Regions from separate parts of the Homo sapiens genome. Here region 2 is linked to region 1. Evidence: read pairs that join two places in POLR2A ChIA-PET (ENCODE). Cell type or tissue: PC-9. All regions are shown on one strand. Each heading gives the region's core, and the rest is flanking DNA. Links, peaks and the distances in the headings are about the cores only.

Region 1 (5,384 bases), core at 229-5,228:
AATAAGATTCACACTGTGAGAATCTAATGCTGCTGCTGATTTGACAGGAGGTGGAGATCAGGTGGTAATGCTCACTCGCCTGCCCCTCATCTCCTGCTGTATGGCCCGGTTCCTAAGAGGCCACGGACCAGTACCGATCCGCAGCCCAGGGGTTGGGGACCCCTGGCAAAGAGGACACTGGTAGTACATGGCATGCCATAGCAATAGAGATATGCCAAATATTGCCATTGGTAAGGAAAGGAAGAACATGCCTGAAATACAAGAGCTCTATTAGGGCTTCTCTTAGTACTACCATGTCCTGTCAACCCAATTCAGGCAGAGCTATTAATGGCCTACACCCTTCAAAAATGAAAGTTTGGGTCACTCTACGAGGTAAAAAAGCATGACCAGCTGAGGTGCTTGCTGAGGGCAGAGGGACTATGGAATGGTTAGTGGAAGAAGGTGGTTATAAATGCCAGCTACGACCATGTGCAGTTGCAGAAATGAGGACTGTAATAGCTATAACTATTTCTGCCTTATTTTGTTATGTACATGTTGGTATATATCTGTTAAGCAAATATGTTTGTTTTCTTACCTTTCTTATGCCCTTATCATATGACATAAGGTGTATGAATAATAGTTAACTTTACATCACAGTATTTACAGGCTACCAAAGGGAAGGGTGAACATCACCCAAGGACTTTGCACACTGCTCTGGGAAAAGGGTTAATGTGTTTTCAGTTGTACTCAGGGTGTTTGTATCATGTTAGATGGAAGTGTGACTTAGCTATCTTGTTTATTTGGATAATTATGTATGGTTTAAGGAGATGATCTGGGTGCCAATTTGACAAAGGGTGGACTGTGATGGTCAGTTTTATCTGACAGCTTGGCTGGGCTTTCATCCCCAGTTATTCAATTAAATACTAATCTAGGTGTAGCTGTGATGGTATTTTGTAGATGTGATTAACATTCATAATCAGTTGTCTTAAAATAGATTATTTTTGGTTATCTGGGCGGGCCTAATTCAATTGAAAGATCTTACAAGCAGAACTGCAGTTTCCCTGAATTCCTGTGAAATTTCCCTGAAATTTTGCCTGTGGACTGCAGCTTCATGTTGTGCCCAAGAGGTTCAGACTGCCTGTACTGACAGCCCAGTTTCAGAGTGCCCAGCCAGATTCCACAGTAGTGTAGGCCCATTCCTTGCAATAAATCCTTTAGTATGTATCTCTTACTGGTTCTGTTTCAGTGGTTGCACCCTGGCCAATACCCTCCTATTTTCTAGAAGAGATTGTATAGAATTGATGTTAATTCTTCTTTGAACGTTTGGAGATTTCTTTTTTGACAGTTTTTTAAAATTACAAATTTAACTTCCTTAATATTGGAGCACTATTGAAATGATCTATTTCATATTGGGTGAGTTGTGGTAGTTTTTGTATTTCGAGAAGTTGTTTCATTTCATCTAAGTTGTCTAATTTATGTGTATAGAGTTGTTCATATTATTCCCTTATTATTGTTTTGATGTGGGTAGGGTCTGTAGGAATATCCTCTGTTTCCTTCTTGATGTTGGTAATTTGTGGCTTTTCTTTTTTTCTCTATCAGCTTTGCTAGAGGGTTAGAAATTTCATTTATTTTGTATGAAGAATCAGTTTTTTGTTTCATTGATTTTCTCTGTTTCTAGTTTCATCAATTTCTGCTCTTTATAGTTTCCTTTTTTCTGTTTGCTTTGGATTTGTCTTGCTTTTCTTTTTTAGGTTCTTGATATGAGAGCTTAGATGATTGATTTGAGACTTTTCCTCTTTTCTGACATTTGCACTTAGTGCTGTAAATTTCCTTCTCAGCACTGTGTTAGCTGTTTCCCATAAATTTTGGTATGTTGTATATTTTCATTCAATTCAATGGATTTTTTGTTTCCTTGAAGACTTTGCCTTTGATTATTTCGAAGTATGTCTTTTTGTTTTCCACAGGTTTGGAAATTTTCACTTTTTTTTTTTGTTATTGATTTCTAGTTTGATTCTATTGTATTCAAAAAAATACTGTGTCTGATTTCAATTCTTTTAAACTCAGTGACATTTTTCATGGCCTAGGATATGGTCTATCTTGATATGTGTCTTGTGGGCACCTAAAAATAATACGTACTCAGCTGTTAGTGGTGGAGTGGTCTATAAATGCCAATTAGATCCTGTCAGTTGGTCGTGTTGTTGAGTTTTCTATATCCTTGATGATTTTCCATACAGTTGGTCTATCAGTTGTTGAAAGAGCAGTGCAAAGTCTTCGACTATAATTGTGGATTTGTCTATTTCTCCTTTCAGTTCTATCAGTTTTTGCTTTACGTATTTTGCAACCCTTGTTTGGTGTAGACACATTTAGGATTGCTATGACTTCTTGATGGGTTATCTTTTTTATCATTATGTAATGTCCCTCTCGTCTCTGACTTCCTCTCCTTTGAAGTCTACCTTACCATTTATTAATATAGACATTCCTCCTTTCATTTAAGTAATGTTTGTATGATGTATCTTTTTCCATCCTTTTACTTTCAACCAGTCTATATTATCATATTTGAAGTAAGTTTCTTGTAGACATCATAGAGTTGGTCATGTTTTTGTTGTTGTTGTTGTTGTTTTTGAGACGGAGTCTCGCTCTGTCGCCCAGGCTGGAGTGCAGTGGTGCAATCTCGGCTCACTGCAAGCTCCGCCTCCCGGGTTCACGCCATTCTCCTGCCTCAGCCTCCCAAGTAGGTGGAACTACAGGTGCCCACCACCGCACCGGGCTAATTTTTTGTATTTTTAGTAGAGACGGGGTTTCACAGTGGTCTCGATCTCCTGACATCATGATCCGCCCACCTCGGCCTCCCAAAGTGCTGGGATTACAGGTGTGAGCCACCGCGCCCAGCCGAGTTGGTCATGTTTTTTAATCCACTGTGCCAATCTCTGTCTGTTAATTGGTGTAGCTGGCCCATTTATATTTAATATAAATATTGATATTATAAAGCTAGGTCTGTCATTTTTAAATGGTCTGTTTATTCTCTGTTTTTAATTTCTTTTTAATTCTTTTTTAATTATTATGTTAATGAGATGGGGTTTTACTCTGTCACCCAGGCTGGAGCACAGTGGTGCAATCATAGCTCACTGCAGCATTGAGCTCCTGGGCTCAAGTGATCCTCCCACCTCAGCCTCCTGAGTAGCTAGGACTATAAGCACCCAGATTCTGTTTTAAATTTCTTTGTTTACTTTCTTCTGCCTTCCTGTGGGTTACACTAGCATTTTTAAAATTCTATTTTGGAACAGACATGGTGGCTCATGCCTGTAATCCCAGCACTTTGGGAGACCAAGGTGGGAGAATCCCTCGAGCCCAGGAATTAGAGACCTGCCTGGGCAACATAGCAAGATTTGGGCTCTATATAAAACTTTTAAAAAAATAGCCAAGTTCCATGGTACGTACCTGTAGACCCAACTACTCGGGAGGGTGAGGTGGGAGGATCACTTGAGCCCAGGATACCAAGGATGCAGTGAACCATGATTACACTGCTGCACTCCAGCCTGGGTGGCAGAGTAAGGCCCTGTCTCTAAAAATAAAAGTAATTTTGTTTTGATTTATCAATAGTGTATTTGAGTGTATCTTTTCATATAGACTTTTGATGGTTTCTCTAAGTACTAAATTATGTATACATAACTTATCAGCCTACTGATGTAATTATTTTACCAGTTTAAGTGAAGTATAGAAACCTTAGCTCCCTTTCTGTCCCTTTACCTGCACCTGTTAATAGCTGTCTTAAATTTTTCTTCTACATACATGTGGAACCACAGCAGCCGGTGTTGTAATATTTGCTCCATCCATCAAACATGATTTAGGGAAGCTTATCTGGGGGAAAGGGAAAGCCTGTTTGGTTTACCCATTTTTTTTTTGTTATATTCTTTCTTTTTTCCTGATGTTCCAAAGGTCCTCCTTTTATAGCTTTCTTTCTGTTCTTTTTATTATGGCTATTTTGAGATCCTTTTCAGATGATTCTAATATCTCCATCACCTTCATCGATTAGTTGTCTTTTATTCATTCCATTTGAGATCTTCCTGATTCTTGATATGTCAAGTGAATTTTTATTAAAACCTGGAAATTTTTGTATTTCGATGAGACTCGGGGCCTTATGGAAGCCTTCTCTGTAGCTAGCTTTCTCTGAACTGTTCTCACTGGGGCATGTGTGTGGCACTCCTCGTGGCTGACATGTGAAAGTAGAAGTCCAGGTTTCCCACTCAGCCTCCGCTGACACCAAGGTGTGGGGGTTCTTATTACTGCCAAGTTGGGGGAGAGAGTTCCTGCTCCCCAGCAGTCTCACTGACAGTTTGATGGAGGTGGCCTCATTGCTGCTGGGTGCTGCTGAAAGTCCTGACCCTCCCAAGACCTCCTTGGACACACTGGAGAGTGGGGAGAGGGAGAGACTCCACATTATTGCTGAGTGGGAGTGAAAATCCAGAGTCTCCATGTGGGTGGACTCCATGAGGGTGGGGAAGGATGAGCTGATTGCCAGCCAGCGAGGGTGAGGCCTTCGGCTCTCTACTTGGCCTTCTTGGACACCGCTCCAGCCAGGCTACTGGGATCCTTGTTACAGCCTCACAAGTGGGGGCGTCTAGGCTCCCACTCACCATTTGCTTTGTATGATTTGTGTGGTGTTTAGCTGGAGTAGAACAGGTTGCCTAAAAGTTTTCTCTCTTGCTAAGCTGCCTTTTCCTGGCCATTTGGTGAGAGAGCAGGCTTTTGTTGAGGTTTTCTTTGTGTTTCCAGGTCACCAGCTTCTTCCGCTCCAAGTCTCTTCCGAGGACAATTTGATTCCTATCTGAGCTTGGGAAGTCTGTGCTCATATTACTCAGGGGAGTCGCAGCAGCACCGGACCTGCCTCAGAGGATCTCCTGAACTTGGAGAGAGATGATTATGGATTGCAGACAGGAACATAATATGAAAAATGGAAGAAAACCATGTCATTTGTACTTTCAGTATGTGTTGGGTGTTTGAAAAGTGATTTTTTTCATCACGTGTCCTATCTTTATTACTCCTTTTTTTTTTCTTTTTGTTATTACGATGAAAAGTTCATGGTCATTGTAGAAAAATGAGAAACCAAGGTTAAGTAAGAAGAAAACTTTGGGCAGGAGGATCACTTGAGCCCAGGAGTTCAGGCTGCAGTGAGCTATGATTACACCACTGCACTCCAGCCTGGGCAGCAGAGTGAGACCCCGACTCAAAAAACAAAAAATTTACAATAAAGTTGAACTTTACTGGGCATCAAGAAAAAAAAAAAAAGAAGAAGAAGAAAACATTGACCTAAATAAGAGATACTTGGAAGCTGTGTAAGTCGCAGGTGGTACGACCACAAAGCCGGCCTGCCTGTGTCCACCAATGCAGCCCCTCTGACATTTCTG
Region 2 (5,384 bases), core at 131-5,130, 95 kb after region 1:
AATCCCAGCTCCACCACTTACCAGCTGGGAGACCCAAGGCAGGTCCCTCGGCTTGCTGAACTTTGGCCTCTGCATCTGTAAACAGGGGCGGTGATCACATTGTTGTCAGGGCATCTATTGCAGCGTGCCCTTGGGGAAGTCAGGGGTGTCAGTCTCACGGGCTTTCCTCTAGGCCCTGTCCGTGGGTAGATGCACTCTGGAACCAGGCCTGGCTTTGTTCCTTCCCAGCTGTGTGACCTTGGGCAAGTTACTTCACTGCTCTGCGCCTCAGTTTCCCCTCTGCTAAAACAGAGCTAACACAGAAACACTCCTTGTTAAGGATGAAATGAGTTACTGTTGTGAGGTGGTTAGAACAGACCTTGACACATGGATTAAATGTTAAAATACAAATGCCTGCCTTGCATTCCCCACCAATACCCTGGGGGAGGTTTAATCCCTCACTTCCCAGAGGGCTCTGCAGTTACTTCGGCCAGGTACCCCACAGGATGGGGGCACCCAGCCCAGCCCCCTCTGCCCAGAGTGTGAGCTCCGGGCAGCAGTCACTGGGTGGGTAAAGAAAAGATTACACATTTGTGAACCTTTTAGTTTCTATTTTGTGTTTGTTTTATAATGTACATAAGATACTAGCTCAGTAATCACATCTGTACTTTCCAAATAAGTATTCAACCATGAGGCCATATGCTCCCTCAAGTTTGGAGACCTTTGCCCTAAAATCCTAACATTCGTAACAGCAAACCCTCAGGCTGCCCCCCCAGGAGCCAGGCACTGTAAGGAACACCTTCCCTGTGTCCATCCACTGGGTCCCCTGACGACCCAACAAGGTGAGTGCCATCAGTGTCCCCACCTTCCAGCTGAAGCAACGAGGAAGTTGAGGACTCACTGAGAGGACACAGCTGGCACCAAGCTATGCCCTTGACCACTGGGCTATGCTGCCATTTTAAACCCAAAAGGTCTAAAAGGAAAGGAAAGATCTCCTTCATGAGGATGAGTTTTCTTCCTTTATCTCTCAACACACACACACACACGCACGCACACACACACACGCACAGACACACAAACACACACACGTACACAGAGACACACATGCACATGCACACAGGCATGCACACTCAACAGCCACTTGTACTACTGCTGGCTCGTTGGAAAAATTGATGTTACTTCTATTAGCATAATTTTTGCTCCATCTCCTTTGAACAAAGATCCCAGGCTTGGAAAGCTCAGCGAGCATCGTCTCCCTGCAGTGTCAAGGTCTCCAGTCACATCCTCTTCCCTCCAATTACAAGGCTTCTACCCAATGTCTCCCCTGGTAAGACTGGGGAAGAGAGTGCAGGCGAGCCAAGCCCAGGGCTGGGTGCAGTGGGTACATCTGTCTGTCTGTCTGATGGCGGCTGGAAGCCTCCGTTCTCCTCCACTTCATATGGTGCAGCCATCTGGGCCACGGCTCCCTCTTATTCATCTCTGCATCCGACTCAGGAGATGCTCATAAGCACTTCTTGCAGGAAGAAACACAGGAGCCACTCCTGCGAGTAGCCTCCTCTCTAAAATGAAAACCCCAGCCCCATCTTCAGAAAGTTGGCCGGGGCATTCTGGGCTCCTGGGGCAGGCTGAATTCCAAATTCAGCTCTGAGGAAGATTCTTGGGACAGAAGAGGAAACCAAAGGGACTTTGAAAGACCAGCACCCTTCAGTGTGGTGCTCAACCTTATATTAAAGAAAAGGACACTGAGGCCCAGAGAGACACGGTAAGTGGGCTAGAGTGTCTTGCCACAGCAAATGGCAAGGCTGAGACAGGGTCTGGGTCATTGGGATGGATGAGGGCATGCAGAGCAGGGCCTGGCACATCTCCCACCCCAGGAAAAAATCCTAGGCCTGTAGAACCCCACCCCCACCCCAGAGTTTCAAGGAAGGAGCTGCGAGAGCCTGCCATAGGCGAGGGGAACCAGTTGCCTCAGGCCTGAGACAGAGCCAAGGAAATAGCTAAGGCCAGGCCTTCACTTACTTGTCCCACCTGCCATATGTGGGTGTCTAGCATGTGTGTGTCCTCTGGGGTCCTGGAGGGGAAAGCCTGGCCAAGTGGGTTAAGATGAGGTGTTGGAAGCTGGCATGATTGCCTTCAACCCCAGCTCAGCCACTCCAAGGCAGCTTGGACAGATGAATGCCTCTTGTGAGCCTCAGTTTCTCCATCTTCACAACAGGAATAATGACAAAACCACAGCCCTACTAATAACAACAGGGGCCTCAGGTTCACCCCACTGAGCACTGTGCATGCCTGGCCTGGCCAGTCCTCGGGGCAGCACTGAGCAGCCAAGATTGTCACCGTCCCTGTTTACAGACAAGAAATAGAAGGCTACTACCCAGGAACGTGTCCACCTTTGCACAGCTGTGCAGCTGTCCAGGGTCAAGTTCGGGCACAGGTTGTCAATCTCCAAATGCAAGTTATTTTTACCACGGCTAGATTAATTACCCACCTGTCTTTTACCTGAGGGAACAAATGAAACAATATATGTGCAAAGGGTCTAGTACTGTGCCTGGCACAAAGGAGTGCTGGTAAGCAGTTAGGATTAGATTGACTGTGGTTACCATGGTAACACCAGACTTGTCCACTGTCCCCAACACTGGGAACTGCAGAGTAGTGGAAACACCTGCAAGCCAGAAGGAGGGGTGTTGAGCAAGAAAGTGTGGCCTCGGCATAGAAGCATTTACATTTTTCTTTTTTCTTTTTAAATCTTGTAACGATCAGTCACACTAGAGCCCCATCCCTAGGGCAGAAATTTTTTTCCCTTTGAGCCTCAGTGCTGAGTACTGAATTACACCCCCATCCCCGCCATGTGCCAGGCACATGATCCTCATTGGCCCAGGCAAGCACCACCCTCCATGCCAATTTCCTTATTTACTCTTCTCTTTTCCTGTTTGCCAATGCAGGTGACGAACTTGGCCAGCACAGGTGACCAGTCTACAGGGTGGAATGCCTGCCCTTTTGCACGCATTCTTGCAAAATGCATAAGCTTGTATTTCTCAGTAAACTTTTCAAAGTAAAACATTCATGCAGAAAAAAGCACAAATGACGCATGTAGAGCTTTATGCATTTTCACAACCTGAGCACACCCGTGTCACCCAGAATGAGAAGCAGAATATAACGGGCATTGTGGAAGCCCCCACATGCTCCTTCCCCCAAGGGGGTCACTCCCCTGACTCTGACTCCAGAAAGCAGAAGTAGCTGTCCTGTGCTCTATACAAATGGCATCCTGCACCATGTACCCCTTGGTGCTTGGCTGCTGTTGCTCAACTGCACATCTGTGAGATTCACCCAGGTGGTTGTGTCTGGTTTGCTCTGGTTCGTTCGCTCTCATGCTGTCACATATTCCCTTGTAGAAAACTACCCCAGGCCATTTGCCCAGTCTCCTGTTGTTAGATGTGTGGGTTGTTTCCAGCTTGGCGCTATTACAAACAGGGCTGCACATTCTGGAACAAGTCCTTCGGTGATCATAAGCACACGCTTCTGTTCGGTAAACGGCTAGGGGTGGTATTGCTGGGTCACAGCATATGTGTATGTTGAGCTTTGGTAGGTTCTGCCCAAGTTTTCCAACGTGCCTATACCGTCTGATACTCCTGCCAGCTGCACGTAAGAGTTCCAGTCGCTCCACCTCTTCACCAACTTGCCATTTGTCTGTGTTTCTCCTCGCAGCCACTGTGATGGGTGTGCCTGGTTTTGGATTGCTGTTTTAGTTCTCACTGTTGCCTCTGCATCCCTCTTGATAGCTGGAAGCAACAGCTCCTATGTGCTGGACACTTCATACATACTAGCCTCTAGAGCTTAATCTTACACACATTATCTCACTTAATCGTCACAGCCACCATTTGAGGGAAGTACATTTTACAGTCGAGGAAACCGAAGCACAGAGAGGGGAAGACTCCTCCTCCCAAGGCACAGCTGATGATTTCAATTGGCGGGAAGAGAAGGGGTCAAAGTGAGAACTTCAGCATGACTTGGGGGTGCTCTGACCTGACCCCTCCGTTGTCTCGAATGTGTCTAAGGGACAGGAAGGGTCCCCCGTACTTGAACTCACTTCCCTGATTCTGGGAAAATCCCAATCCTTCCTGGTCTTCAGTCTTCCCAGCTGTGAGATGACAGCAGCCAGCACAGGGCAGGAATAAACATGTGTTTGCTGCACTGACATCTACATCTTGTACTGAGCCCCTACAGCATGCCGGGCAGGCTTCAGATATCACATTTAATCCTCACAAAATCCCTTCGAGTTGGATGTTAATACCTCCCTTTCATAGCTGAGGACGCTGTGATCCTGAGAGGTGGAGACACTTGAGCAAAGTCACACAGCAAATGGCAAAGCAGGATTTGAACTCACTGAGACGTGCCTAGTCCCTTCAAGAACCCTCTATTTGGAGCTCAGCCCAAGCTTTGCAGATGCTACAGGATGGCTTGGCTGTTGGAATGTATTTTTAAATTGTTCAAGAAAGATTACCGTTAAATAGTTCCTGACCTCCTCCAAACTAAGAAGGAGCAAAATGCTAAGCGTAGAGTTCCTATAGGATTCATCAACTCCACTCCTAGGTATACACCCAAGAGAAAGGAAAACATCTTTTCACACAAAAACCTGTACACCGATATTTATAGCAACATTATGCATAATGGCCAAGAATTGAGAAAAAGTGACCATGAATTGATAAATGGATAAATAAAATGTGGTGTATCCGTACAGTGGAATATTATGCAGCCATAAAAAGGAATAAAGTACTGACACAAGCCACAACATGGATGAGCCTTGAAAACATTAGGCAGGTGAAAGAAGCCAGACACAAACGACCCCATCATGTACTATTGCATTTATATGAAGCGTCCAGGATAGGCAAATCCATAGAGACAAAAGTAGATTTGTGGTTGCCAGGGCATGGGGGTCAGGAGGTAGAGATGGGGAGGAGCTGCTAATGGGTAGAGAGTTTCTTTTGGGGTGATGAAAATGTTCTAAGATTAGATAGTGCTGATGGTTATGCAACTCTATAAATAAACTAAAAAAACCCACTTTACTGTACATTTTAAATGGTTTAATTTTTTGGCATATGATTATATTTCAATACATTTTTTTTTTAAATCTGAGTAAGTGACCCAGCAGGAAGCATGCTGGAGAGGACACTCTCTGGGGGCCTTCCAGGAGCTCAGCTGCCTCCTCACCTGGGCAGCGTGCCCCTTGTCACCCTGCATGGCCAGTCGTCTCAAGCACATAACAAAGGTTGTCAGAATGGACTTAGTGTCCACGTTCAACTCACTGCTGCTTCATTTGCAGGGGAAATTATGGGCCACCTTCCTCGCTGTTTATCTTTTTAGGCCTCTAAACCACCTCCTCTGGTTCATTCATTCTTTTGTTTATT

The links. Peaks named below come from ENCODE experiments on the same cell type or tissue, not always from the same donor. Only the 100,000 strongest peaks of a DNase experiment are listed, where the experiment ranks them.
Region 2: POLR2A ChIA-PET joins it to region 1 with 18 read pairs; 2 of 35 experiments call an interaction of 5 or more read pairs at or near these places.

What each region holds. Positions count from the first base shown.
Region 1 is chr3:14,238,446-14,243,829 of GRCh38, forward strand. No RefSeq gene overlaps it. Among named protein-coding and RNA genes, the nearest start is that of LSM3, 62 kb to the left of the region's middle. In PC-9, for the core only: no CTCF peak of the experiment used is centred there; no DNase peak of the experiment used is centred there.
Region 2 is chr3:14,333,684-14,339,067 of GRCh38, forward strand. No RefSeq gene overlaps it. Among named protein-coding and RNA genes, the nearest start is that of LINC01267, 16 kb to the right of the region's middle. RefSeq lists an enhancer at 1,496-1,665. In PC-9, for the core only: a CTCF peak has its summit at 2,378; a DNase peak (open chromatin) is centred at 2,908; H3K4me3 peaks cover 372 bases; H3K27ac peaks cover 2,248 bases.